Linked DNA regions of Mus musculus: all the other regions are linked to region 2. The links are chromatin loops, found by intact Hi-C in ENCODE. Cell type or tissue: heart. All regions are shown on one strand. Region 1 holds the start of Bsdc1 (BSD domain containing 1). Region 2 holds the start of S100pbp (S100P binding protein). Region 3 has its middle 6.2 kb from the start of Bsdc1. Region 4 holds the start of Fndc5 (fibronectin type III domain containing 5).

Region 1 (5,000 bases), 270 kb after region 2:
CTGCCAATGTTCTGGCCGTTCCTTGAACCCATGTGTGTGCCCACTGCTGCACCTCACTGCCAGGTGTTTGTGATATTGGTTGCTGGGCTAGAGTTGGAAAATCTCCCCAGCAACCACAGCCGGGCCAATCTGGAGTTGCTACACCTGCACTAGACTCTTTCCTTGTACCCCTCCCATACCCATTTCTTGAGAAGACCTGGAAATCCCCTACTTCCCCCTTCTCCTCCCCCCCTCCCCGAGGGCCTATAAAAACTGGGACCCCTTTCCCCTCGAGGTCGACTCCTCTACCCCTGCGTGGGATGAGTCGTCCCTAGAGCTCTGGCTTTCCCCAAATAAAGCCTCATGTGGTTTGCATCAAGCTTGGTCTCTCATGAGATCTTGGGGGTCCGCTATTATCCCGAGGCCTGAGCGAGGGGCTCCTCTTGGGGTCTTTCACCCCCACCTCCAAGTGCTGGTATTTATGGTGCACAAGCTGCAGTTCTCAATAGCATGGTCAGAGTGGGTAAGAAACTGAGGTCAGAGAACTGCAGGCAGAGAAGACATGTTCAAGGGCTCAGGGTCAGGAAAGCACCAGAAAGTTTCTGGGAAATCTAAGTAGCCTTTGTATGTGGGGCAGTGTGAGCAAGGAGGGTGGAGGTGCAAGGTCAGACCAACCAGGTAGGAACAGAAAGGAGAACCCTGGGAGGAGGCACGGCCATCTGACTGGCATGGTTTTATGTGTGCGATTATAAATTAACAGTTCAGGGCTTGGATGTAATTTACTGATAGCATGTTTGCCTAGCACCTGCAATATCTTGGATTAAATTGTCTAGTTAAAAAAAAAAAAATACATGCCGGGCAGTGGTGGCGCATGCCTTTAACCCCAGCACTTGGGAGGTAGAGGCAGGCAGTAGTTCCAAGTGACCTTTAATGTGGGGAATGAAATTGCAAAGGTAGATTCTGTTGGGGATTAAAGAACTCAACTTGTTTCTTAGCCCATCTTGTTCAGTAGCACAAATCATTTATCACAGCATTTTTTAGCTTTAAACCTTGTGCATTCGTTGCAGGCAAAGCATGGACCTTAGAAGGGAGAAAGACCACTGGAAATTACTCATTCCATTTTTTCTCCCTTAACAGCCTTATGGTGGTCTACTTTATTTTTTTATTTATTTATTTATTTATTTATTTATTTTTATTACATATTTTCCTCAATTACATTTCCAACGCTATCCCAAAAGTCCCCCATACCCTCCCCCCCACTTCCTTACCCACTCATTCCCATTTTTTTTTTGGCCCTGGCATTCCCCTGTACTGGGGCATATACAGTTTGCGTGTCCAATGGGCCTCTCTTTCCAGTGATGGCAGACTAGGCCATCTTTTGATACATATGCAGCTAGAGTCAAGAGCTCCGGGGTACTGGTTAGTTCATAATGTTGTTCCACCTATAGGGTTGCAGATCCCTTTAGCTCCTTGGGTACTTTCTCTAGCTCCTCCATTGGGAGCCCTGTGATCCATCCAATAGTTGTTAGTTTTTTAGACAGGAGAAATACCAGCAACAATCTTTTTGAAAGTTAGATGGGAGGCCTTGGGGAACACTGGGAGAATTAGTATATAGCTTGTTCCTCAGGCAGGTAAGAGGCTATGGGATCAGGTAGCAGTGATGACCTTGATTACAGTGTAGCCTTCGAGGAGGGGAGTCAACCTCCTGCTGGAGGTGAAGGAGGGGTTTGTGTAGATTGAGGAAGTAGTAGGTAGGGCCACAGGATCTATGTAAATCCCCCTTCCACCACACAATAGACCTCAATTCCCCCCTATCAGTGGGATTTTTCCAGAACACTTTCAGCTAGCGTTTTCTTAAATCGGGCTTAAGAAATAATGTGAATATGTATCTGCCTCTCCAAATGATCCTGGGTGTCATCCCGAGGAGAGCTCTGGATTCTCCCCATAGCCTTACTCTGGCTCTGAGGTCCGCAATCGGAGCTTGCTGAATTAGCCTGCAGCAGAACACCAAGGAGCTGCTACGCGGCTGGCTTCACAAAGGGGGGCGGAACTTAACTCCAGGTTCTAAGAACACAACGTCCCAACCCGGCCTCTCCTTTCCTCGCCTCGCCTTCTAATTGGCGGTCTAACGAGCCTGCCGAAATTGGCCCGGAGAGGCCACTGTAGTCAGGGACTACCGGGAAAGCTAGCGGCTGGTTGGTGGGACCCGAGGACAATCTTACACACCATTGGATCGAGAGTTCAGAGGCGGGACAAATCGCATTTGGGACATGGATTGGACAAAGGCCAGACACATTGATGTAGGGGGGCGGGGACTGGGCGGAGAGTTGTCCTTGTGTTAAGATTGGGGCACGCTCATGGGGGCGGAGCCTGAGGGGGCGGTGCCGTGTCGGAAGTCAAAGGTCGGTAAATAGTGGTGATGTCATGCTGGCAAGATGGCGGAAGGGTGAGCTTGGCGTTCCGCTTTCTGGCGTTGGGGGCTTGGGCTTTTCGAGGGATGGGGTACTGGGCCAGGGGTCCCTGTTGGGGACAGGCTGCCGGTGCGGGTGCGGACTGAGCTGGAAGGGCAGAGCGGAGGCGTGGTGCGAGGGCATGGGGAAGCGGCCGGAAAAGCCTCATCTCCGGCCGGAGGCTGGGCTGGAGTCGCCCGGCAGGGCCGTCAGATGTGTCTGTCTTCCACAGGGAGGACGTGGGGTGGTGGCGGAGCTGGCTGCAGCAGAGCTACCAGGCAGTCAAAGAGAAGGTAAGCCGGGCCAGCACCCTTCCCTCGGCAGGGCACCGCGGCCGTCTCCTTGCAACCAACCCCAGCTAGCCCCTGCTTGGGTTTTTTTGAGCTTCTGTGAGGCCATTTACGAGAAAAGGGTAGAACACCACCACTAACAACATCTTACTCTTAAACAGCAATATTTATTAGAATATGTGACAGTCACTACTCACAGACAGGTTGGGAGGATATAGACCTTAGCCAGACAGATAGTCTTGGGCCTCACAAAGCTCAGTCTGGTGTGGAGGCAGTCAAGCAAAATAGTTGCTTAGTTACTGTTGTGAATACCGGGAAAGGGCAGTCCCTAATTGTCCAGACTAGGGAGTCATGAGCATGCCAAGGAAGGTGTAGCCAAGAATCCGGGTAGAGATGAGGATTGCCATATGCGCTGGTACCTGATGGTGCCTATGTGACTGGTTTACAAAGGGATGAGGGGGGGCCAGAGAGTGGAGACCTGGGGAAGTGGCTGTGATTGTGACTAATGCTTGTCCTTGTCCTAGGCAATGCCAGTTGGTGTTCCTGTTTTATCCCACATTCCTTTATTTACAGGCAGCCCAACTAAGTCGTGGGGTAACTAATTACTGTTTACCTCAAGCAAGTGAAGGGAGTCGTGCTTCAGGGCAGACTCCGAGAGGCTTCTGATCTCAAGTCAGCCCAGTACTTTAGGAACGGTTTTTGTTTGTTTGGTTTTTGGTTTTTTGGTTTTTGTTTTTATTTTCTCCTTGCTCCGGGTTCTCCTGGGAAGCCTCCGCTCAAGCTACAGCTCAGCACATCTGAGAATTCCCTGTGCTGGAAGTTTTATTGATGATGGAGAGGCAGGACTTTACGCTAAGGATTAATATGAGACCTCAAGCATGCAAAGAAAGTGTGCTATCCGGCAGGTGTCCTGTCCTGTGAGGACTCCCCGTGTGTTTCGAGGCTTTCAGGAAGAGACTTAATCTCTCCCTTTAGTTCCTTACATTTCTGGGAACTTGGACAAGTTATTTTGTTGTTATTGGTGGTGGTCGTGGTTTGTTTTATTTTGAGACAGGGTCTCATGGTGTATGTCGCCCTTGGCTGCCCTGGGACCATTATGTAGACCAGGCTGGCCTCAGCCTCACAGAGATCCGCCTCCTTCTGCTTCCTGAGTGTTGAGATTAAAGGCGTGTAGCTTATGACTTGGGCAAGTTTGTTTATCTGGTTTCTTCTTCTTCTTCTTCTTCTTCTTCTTCTTACCTTCCTCACTGTGAAATGGCAGTACCTCTCTAATGCGATGTCACGAGGATCACATGATAATATGCAGAACACTCAGACAATATGTGGTCTCTCTGGGTGCTACATAGGCATTCGCTCTTTATTAAGTGACTCAGTAAAACTCAGTCACCGTTTTTCGACTTTTCCCTTGCTCCTCTGCTGCCGTCTTTGCTGCTGGCCATCTCCGCTCCCTTTGGGTCGGTGTCTTCCTGCTCTCTTAGCAAACGTCCTCTCATTTTGAGAGGGGCGTGTAACCTGACTTCCTCTGCTTGCTTCCTTCCCACTCCTGCCTTGAGTCTACTGAGTCCCCATCCAGTGCATCCAAGTTCATGTACAGATCCAACGCGTCCAAGTTCATGTACAGACAGACACAGCACTAGAGAAAGCTCTGCTGCATTGTGTGCTCCCCCGACACGTGCCCTGGTCTCACTTCGTCTAGGCACGCCCCCAACAGACCTTTTCTCCCTCTTATTTTACTCTTCCCCTTGACGTCGGAAACTCTTCCCTCAAGTCTGTGTTCAGCAGCCTGGCATACTTTAAAAATACGACGTCAATAAGCTTGATTTCGGGTTACTCCCTCCCCACCCCTGAAGCCACCACCTGGACACTTATCTGTAATGACAGTCATTTCACACTTGCCAGCTCCACTGGGTACTTTTTAGCCCTTATCTTTCTGGAACTTTCTGCAGCAGTTGGCACTACCATGCTCCCCACCCCACCCTACCCCACCTTTTTTTGAACTGTCACTCTTCCGACTTTTGTGATGTAACTCTCTCCCAGTTCTCCACACCCTTGTGCACTGTGCAGGTTTTTCTTTCCTGACTGTTGAACTCATGTTCCTCTACCTGCCCTTAAAGATGGGCCTCTGAAGATCTTTGTCCTCAGCTCACAACTGTGTGTGCTCTGCATGGTCTGTTGCGCACTTCTCCTTGCAGGTGACGCCTGCTTCTTTCCCTAGACTCTTTGATGCTATGCTCTTACTGGACAACTACTCTTACCGGACTCTGAGTGGCTAAAAATGTGC
Region 2 (5,000 bases):
AGGCGTTCAAGGCTACCTGAGGCTTCATCTCAAGTTCCAAACCATAGGGGCTACACAGGACAAAGGTGGGAGGGAAAAGGAGGGGTTTGACATAAAGTCAACTTGAATTTTCAAGGGAGGGAAGCCTTCAATATGGCAAGGCATGGAGACATTTGCCTTTCATCCCAGCACCTAGAGGAGACAGAGTTGGGTGCATCTCAGCATTCTAGGCCAGCCTGGTCTACACTGCAAGTTCCTGGCTAGTGGTACACAGTAAGACCCTGTCTCAAAAAAAAAAAAAAAATCATAATCCACAGAATAATATTATGTTAATAATAAACATCGTGAACCTCTTAAGTGTCACAATCCCCCCTCTCGAATGCTACATCACCTGCCATTCTTGGCACTTGCCTGGTAAATCTTTCAAACATGGACGCTTATTTTTCAGGGAGGAATATTTTCCTATTTCTAAATTCTCTTAATTCTGCTCCACATCTCTGTGTGACCCTATTCTGTCCTTCTACTTCCCTCACCTGTCCACCCCCGTCTTCACACTTTAGTGTACCACCCCCTCTCTGTTCTCTAACCTCCTGGTTGCAACCTCAGAAACTGGTTCCCCCATCTATTTTTATCTTACCTCAAAAAACCTATTGCCTATTGGCTTCGTGCACAAAGCCTCATTCTATTCAGGACAGTAAAACGCCAATGCCAAATGTATACTACACATCCTACCTAGTTCAGGACTCTAAAACCAAAACCACTACCCAACTGGGTCTGATATGCAGGACCAAAAGCAAGGATTTTGCAAAAGGGGGTGGAGGGGTACTCCTCATTGGCCTTTGATTTCCAACCTCTCCTAAACAAAATACACTACCCGTGAAGCAGACAGCATCCACCAAAAAAGGGTGTATCATCAAAATGAGCCCCTCCCAAAATTTTTTTTTTTAACAAAGGGAACTGACTATCTGAAAGAATTTGCAACTCCCTCTGGGCTAACTGCAAACAAGGTAAAATGGAAAGATAACCGGTCTGGAAATCTCTGCTTTAGGTAACAATTCCCCCAGACTAGGGAGCCAAGAATTCCCACACAGGCCCAGGCAGCAGATTTTTCTAAACTGAAGCAACAGGTTTCTTTTACAAGAATAGTCTATTAAAGCCTGGGGCTCTTAACAACCACGGGGGGGTGGGGGGGGGAGGACAAAAAACAAAAAATGAGGGCAGCCGGTGAACTCCGTCCTCATTTGGTGGCCCTCTGAAGAAGGGCTCACCTTAGGTGTCTGCAGCATTCCCTGCGGCCCTGGATGAAACCCAGCAACGGTGGCCCAGGGATACCTTGCGAGGATGCCCGCGGGCCTCCCCGTCGGGAACACTACCCGCCCGCCCGCCGCGCCCAGGGCCTCTGCACTTCCCTCCTCCTCCCACTCGGGAGAGCGAGTCCTCGCCTCCCCGCGGATAGCGGGAGGAGCGCGTGTTCCCTCCGCGCCCCTCCCCCCAGGGGCGACCCAGGTCCCCCCGCGGGCTCCGCCAGGGCACCCGACCTCAGGGGACAGACGCTGACTGCCACATCTCGGCAGGCTGCGGCCCGCGGTCGCCCGGAGTGGGTCGCCCTCTCCCGCCACGACGCCCCGCGGGAAGCCCGCCATCCCCGCTCTCCCTAGCAACAGCCTCCCGCGGGGAAGGCAGGCACCGGGAGAGGAAGACCCCCCCCCCCGCCCCCACTGGCAGGGCCGGCGGCCCGAGGACCTGACAGCTCCCTTTTCCTCAGCGGGATGAGGGGCGTCACTCGCCCACGGATGTGGAGGTGGGGGGCAGGGACAACCTCCCCGCCCGCCATCACCTCTGGCGCGAGAAGCAGCCCTTCCCTCAGCGAGACGAGCTTCCCTACTCCTCACGGGGGCAAGACGAAGAACGCGGCCCTGTGGAGAAGCAACAGGCGGCCCGCCCCCTCCCCCCCGACCCCTCGCCTAGACGACGGGCGCCGACCCTTACGTCCCGCCCGCTCTTCACCTCCGGAAGCCGGGCCAAAAGCCTGGGCGAGCGGCAGCACCTCACTCCGCCCCCTGCGCCATTTTATCGCCCCCTTCACGACCTCCCCCACCCCGAGGCAGCGGGGCCAACACCAGGGGGAGGGCAAGCAAGCAGTGATTGGCAGGAAACCGCCCCGCCCCTGAGAGGGTGCGTCATGGGCGGCCTTCCTAACCCCGCCCCCCAGCTCCACCTACACTGTTTTGGTTTTTTTTTTTTTGGATGGTTCCGCCCCTTCCTGTTTCATCGATTCTTTCGACTCTCTGCTGCTCCTGACTCGGGGATGCTCGGGGAGAGGAGGGGACAGACAGAATCTAGGCCTAGCAAGCGGAGCGACGAGCTCAGCTGATGCAACCCGACGGGACTAGCGTGACAGTTCCCGGCACGCGGAGACGACGGCGAACGAGGAAAGGGCGCGGGTGCCGGCTGAGCGCGGGAAACAGAGACAGCGGAGCCATGGGTGATGCTCCAAGCCCTGAGGAGAAGCTGCATCTTATCACCCGGAACCTGCAGGTCAGGCCTTGGTGGGGGGTTGGGATGCGCCGTTGGGTACCGAGAATTTGAAGTCCCATGATTCCCGATGCCAATCCCTAAACGAGTGGGGCCGCGGTCTCCGCGCCTGGGCGGCTCTACGGCCCTCTCTGCTAGTTGATCAGTCAAGCAGCCATTCTCAGGGTGCAAGAGAAACTCCAGTGGGCTCACCCTTTGTGTGCACGTAGCTTGTGCTCCAGCCATTCCTGGGGCTGGGAACCTCATTCCACCCATCCTATTCCATGCCGGGAGCACTGCTAGGCTCTAGGGAGTCAGGGCCATGTCTTTCCAGGACTCTGGCGGAGAGAACCGGAAATTTAAAAGGACCTATAACCCAAATAAAACACGTACTGAAAGTTCCTATGACTGAAGTTCTGAAAAGAAATAAGGGGCGAGCTGGCCGAAGAGATGGCTCTGAAATGGAAAGAAAGTACTGCTCTTACAGAAGACCCGTTTTCAGTTCCCAGCACCCATGTCAGGTTATTCGGTACGGCCTGTATCAGGGGATCTGACGTCCTCTTCTGGCGTGTGTGTGTGTGTGTGTGTGTGTGTGTGTGTTGTGTACACGCGGGCGCTGAGAACTGCATTTCAGACAGGGAAGACCCAAGGGGAAGCAAGAATATTGTAGAACAGGGAGAAGGCTAGGCTCAGCTCCGTGGTAAAGCATGAGTAAGGCCCTGGACTCAGCCTTCAGTGCCCTCACACACCCTTTGTCCAAGGACACTGATTTAAATGGAATAAAGCAAGCACAGTACTGCTCGGCCACCACAACTCCCTGCCAACAGAACCGTTTCCATCCCTGCCTGCCCGTGCCTCTGATGTTCCTCCACAGAACCTATTGCTGTCCTTTGACATGTTCTCTAAGGAGAGACAGGTAGGAGCCAAGTCATGAGGGGCTTGTAAACTTTGTTTTACAAGCCAGATAAAGACTGGACTAGAATTACGCTAAGGGCGGTTGCACCACCAAGCTATTTTTTTTTTTAAATTTACCTATCCTGGGTGTGGTGGTACATGCTACCTGTAATCTTAATACCTGAGAGTCAGAGACAGGGGGGTGGCTGCAATTTGGAGGCCAGCCTTGTTTACATAATGAGTTCCTGGCTAGGTAGAGCTCTATACAGAGACCCTGTCACTAAGAACATTCATTCACCTCTTCGAAGGGTACATTTTAGTCAGTTCTTGTATACCCACAAGGTTAAAGTTCTAGAATATTTTTATTCCCAACTCCCCCGACCCCTAGAAAAATGTGAACCAACCTGAGCACACGCTGTAATCCCAGCATGTAGGAAGTGGAAGCAAGAAGATCCAGAATTTAAGGACACTTTCGGTGACATAGCTGAAGTTAAGGTCATCATGGGCTTCATAAGACCCTCAGTGGAAAAAACAGAAAGAAAAAGAGAAAAAGAAAACCTTGTACCATTAGCTATATTAAGAGTTAACTCATCCTTGTCCCCCAAGTACTGATCTGCTTTCTGTCCCTAAGTGTATACCACTCCTGGGTGGGTCTGATGCCTAGAGTCAGATAAGGTGTGCCCATTGGTGTCCTTTCACAGGATGGTGTTACACAAGGTAGTGTGTGATTTCGTTTCTCTCAGAATTTCATTCCTCATATTTCTTTCTCACTCCCTCCACTCCTTGCCCCCCGCCCCCATCACCCTTCTCTCCTTTTCCCTGCGCTCCCCTCACTTCCAGGCCCCATCCCTTCCCAACATATCCTTTCCTACCCTCTTCCTTCTCCCTCCCACCTTCTCCTCCCCCCCAGGCTTGCTGTGTCTCTTCATCCCACTGGCCTACTCTGACCTTTGGTCTCTTCCAGGAAACCGCTTCCCTTATAGGAAAGGGCTCTGGTGTGTGGGAAAGAATTAGAGGGAAGCAGACACCGGGTGAATAAGGGCACCCTGGAGGCAGAGAGGGAGAGTAAGTGGTGCCCAGACACAGAGACGGGAACATGGACACTGAGACACATGTCTCTGCCCTTTATTGTATTTTGTAAACCTTTTTTAAAAAAAAAAGAAAAACAGGGGCTAAAGCGATGGCGTTACACAAGGCGGCTAAGAGCACTTGGTGTTCTTGCATAGGACCCAAGTTCAATGTCTTTTTCTCTTTTTCTTTTTTTAAGAATTATTTATTTAATGTATATGAGTACACTAGTTATCTTCAGACACACCAGAAAGGGGCATTGGATCCTATTACAGATGGCTGTGAGCCACCATGTGGTTGCTGGGAATTGAAGTCAGGACCTCTGGAAGAGCAGTCAGTGCTCCTAACTGCTGAACCATCTCTCCATCCCACCCCCTACCCCAAGTTCAATCTTTAACACCCAGATTAGGTGTCTTACAGCCACCTAAAGGGATGTAATGCCTCTGGCTTCTGCAGGCACCTGCACTTATACACACATACTCTTACACAGATACACTTAAGTCTTTAAAAAGAAAAGAAAATGGCACCTATTACCAGGTACCAAG
Region 3 (5,000 bases), 270 kb after region 2:
ACATATTTTAAATAATTTTCCTCTCCTCCTTCTCCCTCTCCGACACTAACGTCTCTAGGCTGTTTGTTCCAGAACTTGAATTCACCCTTTAGAGAATAGATTATTGTCAGGTTATTGTCAAAAGATTGTGAGGACTTGGTGGAGAAATGCCAAGGCCTTAGAGGGTTTTGTTGCCATCACAAAGCACCCAACAGAAGCATACCAAGGGAGTGAAAATTTATTTTGGTTCATGGTTTTATATGAGGCAAAGGCATGGTGGTGTTTCTGGTGTCAAGAATGTGCAGTAAAGCTGGGTGGTGGTGGCACACGCCTTTAATCCCAGCACTTGGGAGGCAGAGGCAGGCAGATTTCTGAGTTCAAGGCCAGCCTGGTCTACAAAGTGAGTTCCAGGATAGCCAGGGATACACAGAGAAACCCTGTCTTGAAAACAAACAGACAAACAAAAAGATTGCGCGGTAAGCTCTGAGCATGGTGCCATATGCCTTTAATACCAGTACTGTGGCCAGCCTGATCTACAAAGCTAGTTCCAGCACGGCCTGGGCTACGTAAAGAAATCCTGTCTCAAACAAACTCCAAAGTTTCCTCTAATCATTTGTTGTGTGATGCTATTCACAAGGAGACATGAACAAAAACCTATTCATCTCAGATGTGTGACGAATGACAGATGAAAATACCACAACTCCATCTTGGGGACCCAATAAATTGTAATGGGTTTACCAACAGGATATGGGTAAGGGGTTACTTACAGGAGCAGGAATGACTCCAAGACAACCTTACCACCAAAGCCCACCCCAACATGGGTGCCAGGTCATAAAAGCTGGAAACCTGGAGTGCACTACACAGCCTAGCAGCATCTTAATAGGATGGAGCATGTCTTTCCCAGCTACCTTGGCAGCCGTGAGAGTCTCTCAACAGTTCCTACTGCTTATTTATATGTTTGGGGCTCCGTTTCAGGGACTTCCTGAAGTCTTCTGAGTTGTTTACTTCCTGAGCTAACCAAGTTTCCTTACAGGTCAGAGCATCTTACCTCCCTTTAGAATATCTGTTGTTTCATGACCCATTTAACATTCTGTGACTTAAGGAGCTTCTCTTCATTGTGTTGGAACCCCTGCTCACAATCCCCCCACACCCCACCTTGTCATCCCTTGCTTCCTTGTTTCCTGAAACCTACCCAAGAATGCCTGCCCAGGGGCTCAGCTTTTGACCATATATGGGTACAATCCCAGCTCCTAGCTGACACATTATCACCTGATGCCTAAGATCTATAAAACCCCCTTGCCTTAATCAAGTTGTGTAATTTCCTTGGGAATATTGCTTAGGACCAGTGAACCCACCTGGAAGAAACCTGTCTAATAAACCTGCTTTTATTCATTTTAATCTGGCCTAATCTGGCTCATATTGCTTTAGTGGAAAACATGTTACTCTCCAAAATAGAAGTTTTTAATTTTTTTAATTTACTTATTTTATGTGTAAAATAGTGTTTTGCTTTCATGTTTGTATGTGTATATATAACAGGTGGGTGTATGGTGCTCACAGAGGCCAGCAGAGTGCATCAGATGACAAAACCAGAGTTACCGATGCTTATAAGCTGTCCTGTGAACTAAGCCTGAGTCCTCTGCAAGAGCAGGAAGTACTCAGAACCACTGAACCATCTCTTCAGCCCCAAAAGGTAGAAGACTTTAACTTCAGAGGAAACTACTACACAACAGATCTAGACAAACTCTTAACTCTTTTGTTTTTGTTTTGTTTTGTTGGTTTTTCGAGACAGGGTTTCTCTGTGTAGCCCTGGCTGTCCTGGAATTCACTTTGTAAACCAGGCTGGCCTCGAATTCAGAAATCTGCCTGCCTCTGCCTCCCAAGTGCTGGGATTAAAGATGTGTGCCACCACGCCCGGCTTCTTTAACATGGTTTAAACTAAACCTGCCATCCTAGAAGGAATCCATTATTTAATTACATATGACATTGTTCAATAACAAATTCCCCAAATTAAAAAAAAAACAAAAAACAAAAAACTACATTTCTTTAGTCATAGTTTGTGTGTGCAAGTGCATATATGTCCATGTACAGGCACGGCATGTGTGCACTTTCATGACACATATGTGCTGGTCAGAGGAAGGCTTGTAGAAGTCGGTGCTTCTTTCACTCGCGTGTCCTGGGGATTACATCAGCTTGTAATACTTGTCAGTTCCTGCTGCCCATAGAGCCATCTTGCCAGCCCAAAGTCTGAAACGTCAACAGGCAGCCCTGGAAGCTAAACAAGGACCACTCTGTTAGCTTCCTCTGTTACCTGGACCAGCTAGATTACACAATTTATATAATCCTTCCTGCTAACTCTGTACTGGTGTCTCCAGTGAAAACAGTGTGGGTTTAATGCCATTGAAGCTTCCAGAAGGTCTGGGAGGTAGGCTTGAGTCACCTCCCAGGATCATCCAAGGCCAGACAACCTTCTATTGAGAATAATGAGGTCTCTCCAAGCTAGGCTCTGGACATCTTCCCAAGACCACTCCCTGAGAGGAGCCTTGAAGAGGTATCCTATGAATGATCCCATACCGCCATCTAGTGGTTCATGTGTGTATGTGCTTCTTAGGAGCAGAGCCAGAATCGTTACAGCGGCTTTCTAACCCGTGTCCAGCATTGTGTTAGGCTCCAAGGACACGCTCCAAGGAGGATAACTGACACACGCAGTCCTTACAACAACCGAGATTTGGATCACATCCAAGTCGCATTTTTGTTTTGTTTTGTTTTGTTGTCTTGAGACAGGGTTTCTCTGTGTGGCCCTGGCAGTCCTAGAATTCACTCTGCAGACCAGAGCTGCCCTAGAACTCAGAGATCTGCCTGCTTCTGCCTCCCAAGTGCTGGAATTAAGGGTGTGGGCCACCATCGCCAAATGGATCACGTTTCAAGGACGAAGACACCAAAGTCTGGAAAGGCCACATTGCTAGAAAGGGGGTGTACTAGGATTTGAGTCCAAATCCACTGGATGCTGGGGGTGATGTCAGCGAAGAGGAGTCGTCCAGGGTCAAGACTTGGGAAAGGACAAATGTAAATAATAAATCCAGTTTTTCTGCTCCAGCCCCTGCTCCCGGAAAAACGACTCTGAGACTGTTTGTTAATAAATGCCTTGGCCATAAGCCTCGACTTTTTCTCTGATTTATTATTATCCCTTTTATTCTAACCCAGGTTCAGCCTCATGGCTGGTTTCCTCTGTGTTCCTGGGGCAGATCTTCCCTTTTTTTTAACCTGAATTCCGCTCGCTGCTGGTTAGTGACCTCTCCTCAGTCCTGGCCCATTTCTTCCTCAACATCTGGCTGCAGAATCCTTCCAATCCCTCTGACTATTTCCCAGAATTCTCTCTGTCCCTGCCTGTGTCCCGCCGCTTAGTTGCTGCTTCTGCTCTTTGCCCATAAGCCTTTTTGATTGACAGGTGTTGCTTAGAAGAGATTCTCTCGACTGACAAATGAGAAAGACCAGAGCATGTTGAGTTTCTCTGTCTAATGAGATTGAAGACTTTGTCAGCAAGCACTGTGCCAGTTGTGAGCAAAAGGGATTATACTGAAGTGTAGGAAGTAGTTGTTGCCTCTGTATAGCTTATCTCGGTGGGAGGGTGGGACAAGAAGGCATAACATGTGAGAGGGGTAGAAATTTGATTTTTTGTTTGTTTGTTTGTTTTTCGAGACAGGGTTTCTCTGTGTAGCCCTGGCTGTCCTGGAACTCACTCTGTAGAGCAGGCTGGCCTCGACCTCAGAAATCCTCCTGCCTCTGCCTCCCAAGTGCTGGGATTAAAGACCTGCGCCACCATAGCCTGGTTAGAAATTTGATTTTTAAAGTTTATTTTACTTTACATAAGAGTTTTTGCCTATATGCATATATGTACAGTACATGTGTACCTGTTGGCTTCCTTGGAACTGGGTGTAACAGGGCCCCAGACATTAGTAGGCCCTAAGACCCTAGCACAGCTGACTCCATGATGGAAGTGCCATTCAGGCTGTTAGACAGGTCGCCTGCTAAAACAAAAACAAAGGCCTAATCCATCAAAGCCCTTAGCTCTGGGAAATCTTCTAATGGACCAACCTTGTGGTTTTGGCTTCTATAGTTTAGCTTCTGGCTAACTGTTCTTGTTAACTGAAGGATGTCAACCCAGGGTGCTGTCTTTATGTTTAAAAGCTCACCCTGAGAAATGCTTGGGGCAACCCTGGGATCCTGAACTGTGTAATTATTGGCTGGGTAATAAAGACTTTCTATCAGCTTAAACCTATGTTGGAACAGTCTTCTCTTGCTGAACAGCCCACAACACAGGCTTGTGGATGGTTCTGAGCCATCATTTGGGTGCTGGAAATCAAATCCAGGTCCTTTGTCAGAGCAATAAGTGACCTTAACCACTAAACCATTTCTCCAGACCCAGAAACTTGATTTTAATTTTAATGGACAACTTCAAGCTCATATGAGAGTTCTAGCCTTTCCTAGTTTTATGGCCTTGGGAAGAGATTGGTGTCTCTAAATATTAAACATCTTAGTTTATTCTTAGATTTCTTGTTTAATAAGTTACCCTGTGGGCTGGTGAGATGGCTCAGCGGGTAAGAGCACCAACTGTTCTTCCACAGGTCCTGAGTTCAAATTCCAGCAACCACATGGTGGCTCACAACCACCCATAATGAGATCTGACGCCCTCTTCTGGTGCATCTGAAGACAGCTACAGTGTACTTATTTATAATAATAAATAAATAAAAATGAAAAAAAAAGTTACCCTGCTGTGAACACATCATTATTACATGGGCAAACAAAACAAAACAAGCCACCTTTTCAAAACGGTGTGTCTCATTATGTTTCTGCCTGGCCTGGAACTTGCTGTGGAGACCAGACTGACTTCAGACTCGGAGATCTGTCTGCCTCTAGCTTGTGAGTGCAGGGATTAGAGGTGTGAGCCGCTGTGAACTTTTCTTATCCAGTGGTGCATGTCCATAATCCCAGCACTTGGGTGCCTCTTCCAATGACCCAGCACC
Region 4 (5,000 bases), 55 kb before region 2:
CCCGTGTTTCAATCCAGTGCCAGTCACTCTCCTGCCTCACATGCACGGCTTCCCCTGCCTCCCCTCCACATGCAACACTATGTTCTCTACCTCTTCCCCAGCCTTCCTGCTTTATCTCCTAGCTGGCCCATGTATCGCCTTCTCCTAGAAGCCCTCCTTGCTAAGACCTTGGGAACTATGAACCTAGCCAAGCCTCACCATAATGAGGACATCAGAGACTAATCTCAGAGATATGACAGACCAGTGTCTCCTGGCTATACAACCCACAGCAAGCCCTTTTCTCCTTCTGAACATCAGTTTCTTCAGCAATGACATGGACATAACGTTCCCGACCATAAGCGTTGTGAGGACGATGGACTGTGGAAAGCGTTGGTAAATGGTGGGTCAGTCCCTGGGTTTCACCACTGCCCCTGGGAGCATCAAGCCCCTTATGTCTTTCAGAGAAGAGTGTCCTCATCTGTAGGAGGAATATTAATCCTGCAATATGGCTGCCCTGATCACATCCAAAGACCTTCCTGGTCTGTGTGATCTGGCTAGAATGCAGACAACCTCTCAGTACACACCTTTAATCCCAAACAATGTAAGTAAAGTTAGTTTGTAAAAGGAAGCAGCCATGTTTGAAAGTGATGTCAAGTTGAGTGGCAGACAAAGTGACAAATCAGAGATATATAGGATACACTCGACTCTCCAGAGAAGAGAGAAGGAAGAGAGACAACACAAGAGGAAACTGTGCAGAGAGAGAGGGAGAGAGGAGAAGGAGGCAGGTTTTTTTGGTTTTTTGTTTGTTTGTTTTTGTTTTGTTTTTTTCGAGACACAGTTTCTCTGTGTAGTTCTGGCTGTCCTGGAACTCACTCTGTAGACTAGGCTGGCCTCGGACTCAGAAATCTGTCTGCCTCTGCCTCCCAAGTGCTGGGATTAAAGGCATGCGCCACCACGCCCGGCTTGAAGGAGGCAGTTTTACCAGGACACTTAGAGAGACAGATGAAAGAGAAAACAAGCTAAACACAGGTGAAGACAGAATGAGCCAGAGAAGGAGAAGGAGCCAGAAGATTAGAACAGATGGCCAAAGTTAGTATGAGGTCAACCAGAGCAGTTCAGTCAGAGGCTGAGAGAGAAGTCAGATGGAATCAGTCAGCTTGTCGAGGAGTTTGAGCCAGAACGGCTGAGCTGAGCCAGCCAGCCAGAACTCAGAGAGAACGAGAAAGGGTGAGCTTCTTCATCGGCGAGTCTCGGAGGCTGGAAACATTCTAGGCCCAGATTAGATTGTACAGAGGCTAGAAGCTTCCAGAACTAGGCAGAGGTTAGCAGAGGGAGGCAGTAAGCCTGGGAGACAACAGTTACATCAGGCAAATAAAAAATGCTTTTACACTAATCCTCTGAAAGGTCCTTAGAGGTAAGGGAGGTAAAAGGTCAAATCAGGTCCTGAACTTGAAGCCATGGATTTTAGACACAGCTCCATAGTTCATTGTCTGGGTGGTTGCAGCCATGTCCCTTAATTCTCTGAGGCTCAGCTTCTTGATCTAGAGCTGAGACTAACGACGCACATCAACCTTAAAATCCCATTAATGCAGGTCAAGAGTGAGTGCTCTCTCATTGTACCTCAACGCAATCCCCTGCCTTCTCCTGAGTCTTGTCTCCCTGTGACTTGGGGCTGTGTCTAAATACCACAGCGTTGGCTCAGGACTTTAATCCTGAGCACTCAGGAGGCAGAGGCAGGTGGATCTCTGAGTTCGAGGTCAGCCTGGTCTAGAGAGTGAGTTCCAGGACAGCCAGGGCTACACAGAGGAACCCCATCTCAAAAAGCAAAAAAACAAAAAACAAAAAAAAAACAAAAAAAAAAAAAAACAAAGAGCAGAGTAAATGTGAGCCAAGTCTGCTCCAAGATCAGATAAAGAGCCTTCTAGATGGAAAACTGTGATCTGCTGTGGGGGACCTGCCGCCTAAGATAGGCTCCCAGACTCTGGACAGCTTTGACACCCACGGGGGTCCAAATGTTGGTGAGTCCCCAGGTGTGACTTCAGGGACATTCAGCCCCTCCAGACTCCCCCCTTCTCCTTCTCTAGTTCAAGTGTTTGTGTGTTCTTTCAGGATGTTGCCTGGAACCCGGTGCATAATGGGTATTCAATAAATACATGTTTGAAGAATGAATTTGTTCCATAGAGTCAATAAACATTACTGAATACCTACTGTGTGTCTGGTTAAGGTAGAAAGCACGGGATGGCGTATATAAAACAAGTGGTGCTGACAAATGCCTTCCCAGGCTCCCTCAGGCCATCTCCAGGCCCTTTCAGTCTTCCTGCTTCTAACTAGCTCCTACTGGGTGCTAGACTCCACGCCAGGGCTTCCTCCAGAACCGAAACAATGTCCAAGCACCTCATGAATCCTAGGAAGGCTACACCCCACCGCCACAACGCTCCAAATTCTCCAAGTCTGCCATGACCCTTCTAACAGCGACGACCCGCAAGCTTTTCCTCCTAGCTCCCAGGCGGTGAACACTGGCTGCCCTTTCCCCCCTCCTAACGCCCTACATCCGCCTGGGGTTTTTCCCAGAACTGCCAGCAGGTGGCGCAGAGGTTCTCCTTTCCCCATCACTGGACTATAGGCCAGACCCCACCAGGACCCTCTCTCTCCTTTTTCCTCAGTCAGGATAAAATTGGATCCTATGACCTCTATCTGACCCCTCTCTTTCCTGCTGCTCGTGCGATAGCCAACCGAAGAGACTCCAGTTGCTCCTGCCAGCCCCCTGGTAGTCTGGGGAAGGCAAGGAGGTCCTTGGGGGTTAAGCTGCAGCTGGTAGGGTGGGGTGGGTAGGGCAGAGCGGGCAGCACCTAACAAAAGAGAAAGAGAAAAAGAAGAGGGAAGGTGCCCTGGCTGGGCTACCATCCCGGAAGGTCCAAGTCCTAACAAGGCCCCCCCAGGACAAGGTATGTGGCCAAGAAAACAGATGGTGCTGGGGTGGGAGGTCAGCCTGCCTAGCATGGAGTCCTGGGGGTACAGAAGGCTGGGTGTTGTGAATGGAAAGCTCAGCAGAACCCCCTGCCCCCCACACCTCATTCTTCCCAGGGGATCAGGTAGAAACTTGGGGAGAAAGACTCCTTGGGTAAGCATTAGTACAGGAGGGGTGTATGTGTGTGTGTGTGTGTGTGTGTGTGTGTTTGCCTTATGGGGGTGTGTGTGTGTGCACCAAGCTCTAGGTTCTCTATCTCTGTGATTCAGTTTCTTCTTCATCTAAAGTCTAGGGATAGGATGGAAGATCTTAGAGGCTTCTGTGAGATGCCTCTCTGGTCTAACCTCACTCCTTAACCTTGGCTCTCTGACTGCGACTCCAGCCCAAGAAAGTAAGAGGCTGAGGCTGGGGAGCCTTCTGCTGTCCTATAGGGATTCTCCTTAGGGCAGGACAGTAAATGTGGGGTGGAGGCTCCTCTCTGCCTCTAAGGCCATCAAAGGAGTAGCCAGAAGGGTGTGTGAGGACAGGCTGGCACCTGGCTGTTCCCAAGGTGATGGAAAAAAAGGGTTATCAACGTGTGCTAATTAGCTGGAGCTATCTGCCACATCTTCCAGCCCCTACCACTTTAGAGCCATTAGCTAAATCACTGCTCAGTCAGGTCAGAATGGATATAGTGGTCCCGAGAGCGTCCAGAAACCACAGCCCTCTGATCTTGGAGAAACACGGTTCCAGATTGTTCTTTTAATAATCTAGAATGTGCCAGTTTTAGAGAGAGAGAGAGATTCTAGATGCTGGAGTGTTGAAGTCACTCTGGGTGAGGAGTGTGTGAAGTTGAGCCCACCTTGGATTCAAATCCTGCCCGTGGTGGGTCCTTGGACAAAACAAGTTACCAAACTGCAGTATCCACCTACATGAGACGCCCCGCAGCAGAGTGGACCTGAAGGGGCTGCAGAGAGAACCAAGTCCCAAACCCAGCCAAGGCCTACAGAGTGTCTGCGCCTGACAGATATTCGCAGTGCTCTCGAGGGGATTAAAAATAGGCACAAGAAAAAGAAAGGACTGGTCTGAGGTCTCAGCTAGACCTCCAGGGAGTCAGAGGAGAGCCTCTTCGGCCCCAGTACACACATTCCCCAGAGTACCGAGTCTGTACCCCCCTTACACTCTACAGCTCGTGTGTGTGTGTGTGTGTGTGTGTGTGTGCCTGGGGTGTGGGCTGGAGTGAGAGATGGGGTACAGATGGGCATCTCCCAAGCACTTGCCCTCCCTCTTCCCTAAGGAAGAGCGGGACCGGGGCCAGGTCAGGGTTAAGGCTGGGACTGACCGCGGCACGGTGCTACGGGTCCTGCATCGGTCAGAGAGCGTGAGCCGCGGGGTCCCCAAAGCCCCTGGCTTCCCGGGAGCCCACAGAGTGAAGAGCGGGGACAGGAGTGGGGGCGCCCTCGGTCCTCACCCCGCCCCCGCCCTCTCCCCGCAGCGGGGGCGCCCCGCCCCCCAGGCGCCCGACGTGGACGCGGCCGCTGCCGCCGCCGCCGCCACCACCGCCGCCGCCACCACCGCCGCCGCCGCGCGGGAGTCGCTGTCCGCGGAGCCGATATGCAGGCGGCGCGGGGCGGCGCGGGGCGGCCGGGCCGGGAGGGCCGCGGGCTGGAGCGTGAGTGCGAGCGGTCACCGGGCCCAGGAGTCGCCATGCCCCCAGGGCCGTGCGCCTGGCCGCCCCGCGCCGCGCTCCGCCTGTGGCTAGGCTGCGTCTGCTTCGCGCTGGTGCAGGCGGGTAAGGGGGCCTGGGGAGGGGGACGAGGGAGGGAACAGCTTCCCCTCCCACGCCGCCACCGGGAAGTCCTCGGTTCCCTTCCTGCTCCCTGAGGACCTCCTGTGTCACCTGGTCCCTACTCTCCTAACCTGACCCTAGCGCCTCCGAACCTTCTTGACCCCTAAACCCGTCCTTCAGCTTCCAAACCTCTGCCAGTCACCTCAGCCCTGAGTTTTTAAAGCTCTTGCGGCTCCTGGTCCCTTCAGGTCATCCCCTAACCCTGAGTCTTTGCCTCAGCCACCT

Evidence for each region. A loop is a pair of places that touch in the nucleus more often than their neighbours do. Peaks named below come from ENCODE experiments on the same cell type or tissue, not always from the same donor. Only the 100,000 strongest peaks of a DNase experiment are listed, where the experiment ranks them.
Region 1: it touches region 2 in a loop (4-fold over the local background); 6 of 42 quality-filtered maps call a loop at or near these places.
Region 3: a loop joins it to region 2, with 2.7 times the contacts of the local background. A loop is called at or near these places in 13 of 42 quality-filtered maps.
Region 4: a loop joins it to region 2, with 2.8 times the contacts of the local background. A loop is called at or near these places in 16 of 42 quality-filtered maps.

The regions. Positions count from the first base shown.
Region 1 is chr4:129,459,281-129,464,280 of GRCm38, forward strand. It overlaps Bsdc1 (BSD domain containing 1), which reads left to right and starts at 2,399. Exons shown (of 11, transcript NM_133889.2): 1 at 2,399-2,425; 2 at 2,662-2,722. The coding sequence starts at 2,415. In heart, no CTCF peak of the experiment used is centred here; DNase peaks (open chromatin) are centred at 2,221 and 3,161; H3K4me3 peaks cover 1,928 bases; H3K27ac peaks cover 1,454 bases.
Region 2 is chr4:129,187,556-129,192,555 of GRCm38, forward strand. It overlaps S100pbp (S100P binding protein), which reads right to left and starts at 2,024. Exons shown (of 7, transcript NM_001379590.1): 1 at 1,987-2,024. It overlaps Yars (tyrosyl-tRNA synthetase), which reads left to right and starts at 2,348. Exons shown (of 13, transcript NM_134151.5): 1 at 2,348-2,517. The coding sequence starts at 2,461. In heart, no CTCF peak of the experiment used is centred here; a DNase peak (open chromatin) is centred at 2,186; H3K4me3 peaks cover 3,328 bases; H3K27ac peaks cover 2,800 bases.
Region 3 is chr4:129,452,985-129,457,984 of GRCm38, forward strand. No RefSeq gene overlaps it. Among named protein-coding and RNA genes, the nearest start is that of Bsdc1, 6.2 kb to the right of the region's middle. In heart, no CTCF peak of the experiment used is centred here; a DNase peak (open chromatin) is centred at 2,577.
Region 4 is chr4:129,132,446-129,137,445 of GRCm38, forward strand. It overlaps Fndc5 (fibronectin type III domain containing 5), which reads left to right and starts at 4,554. Exons shown (of 6, transcript NM_027402.4): 1 at 4,554-4,718. The coding sequence starts at 4,634. In heart, a CTCF peak has its summit at 2,560 (motif pointing right); DNase peaks (open chromatin) are centred at 2,546, 2,961, 4,257 and 4,906; H3K4me3 peaks cover 1,861 bases; H3K27ac peaks cover 1,591 bases; H3K27me3 peaks cover 2,497 bases.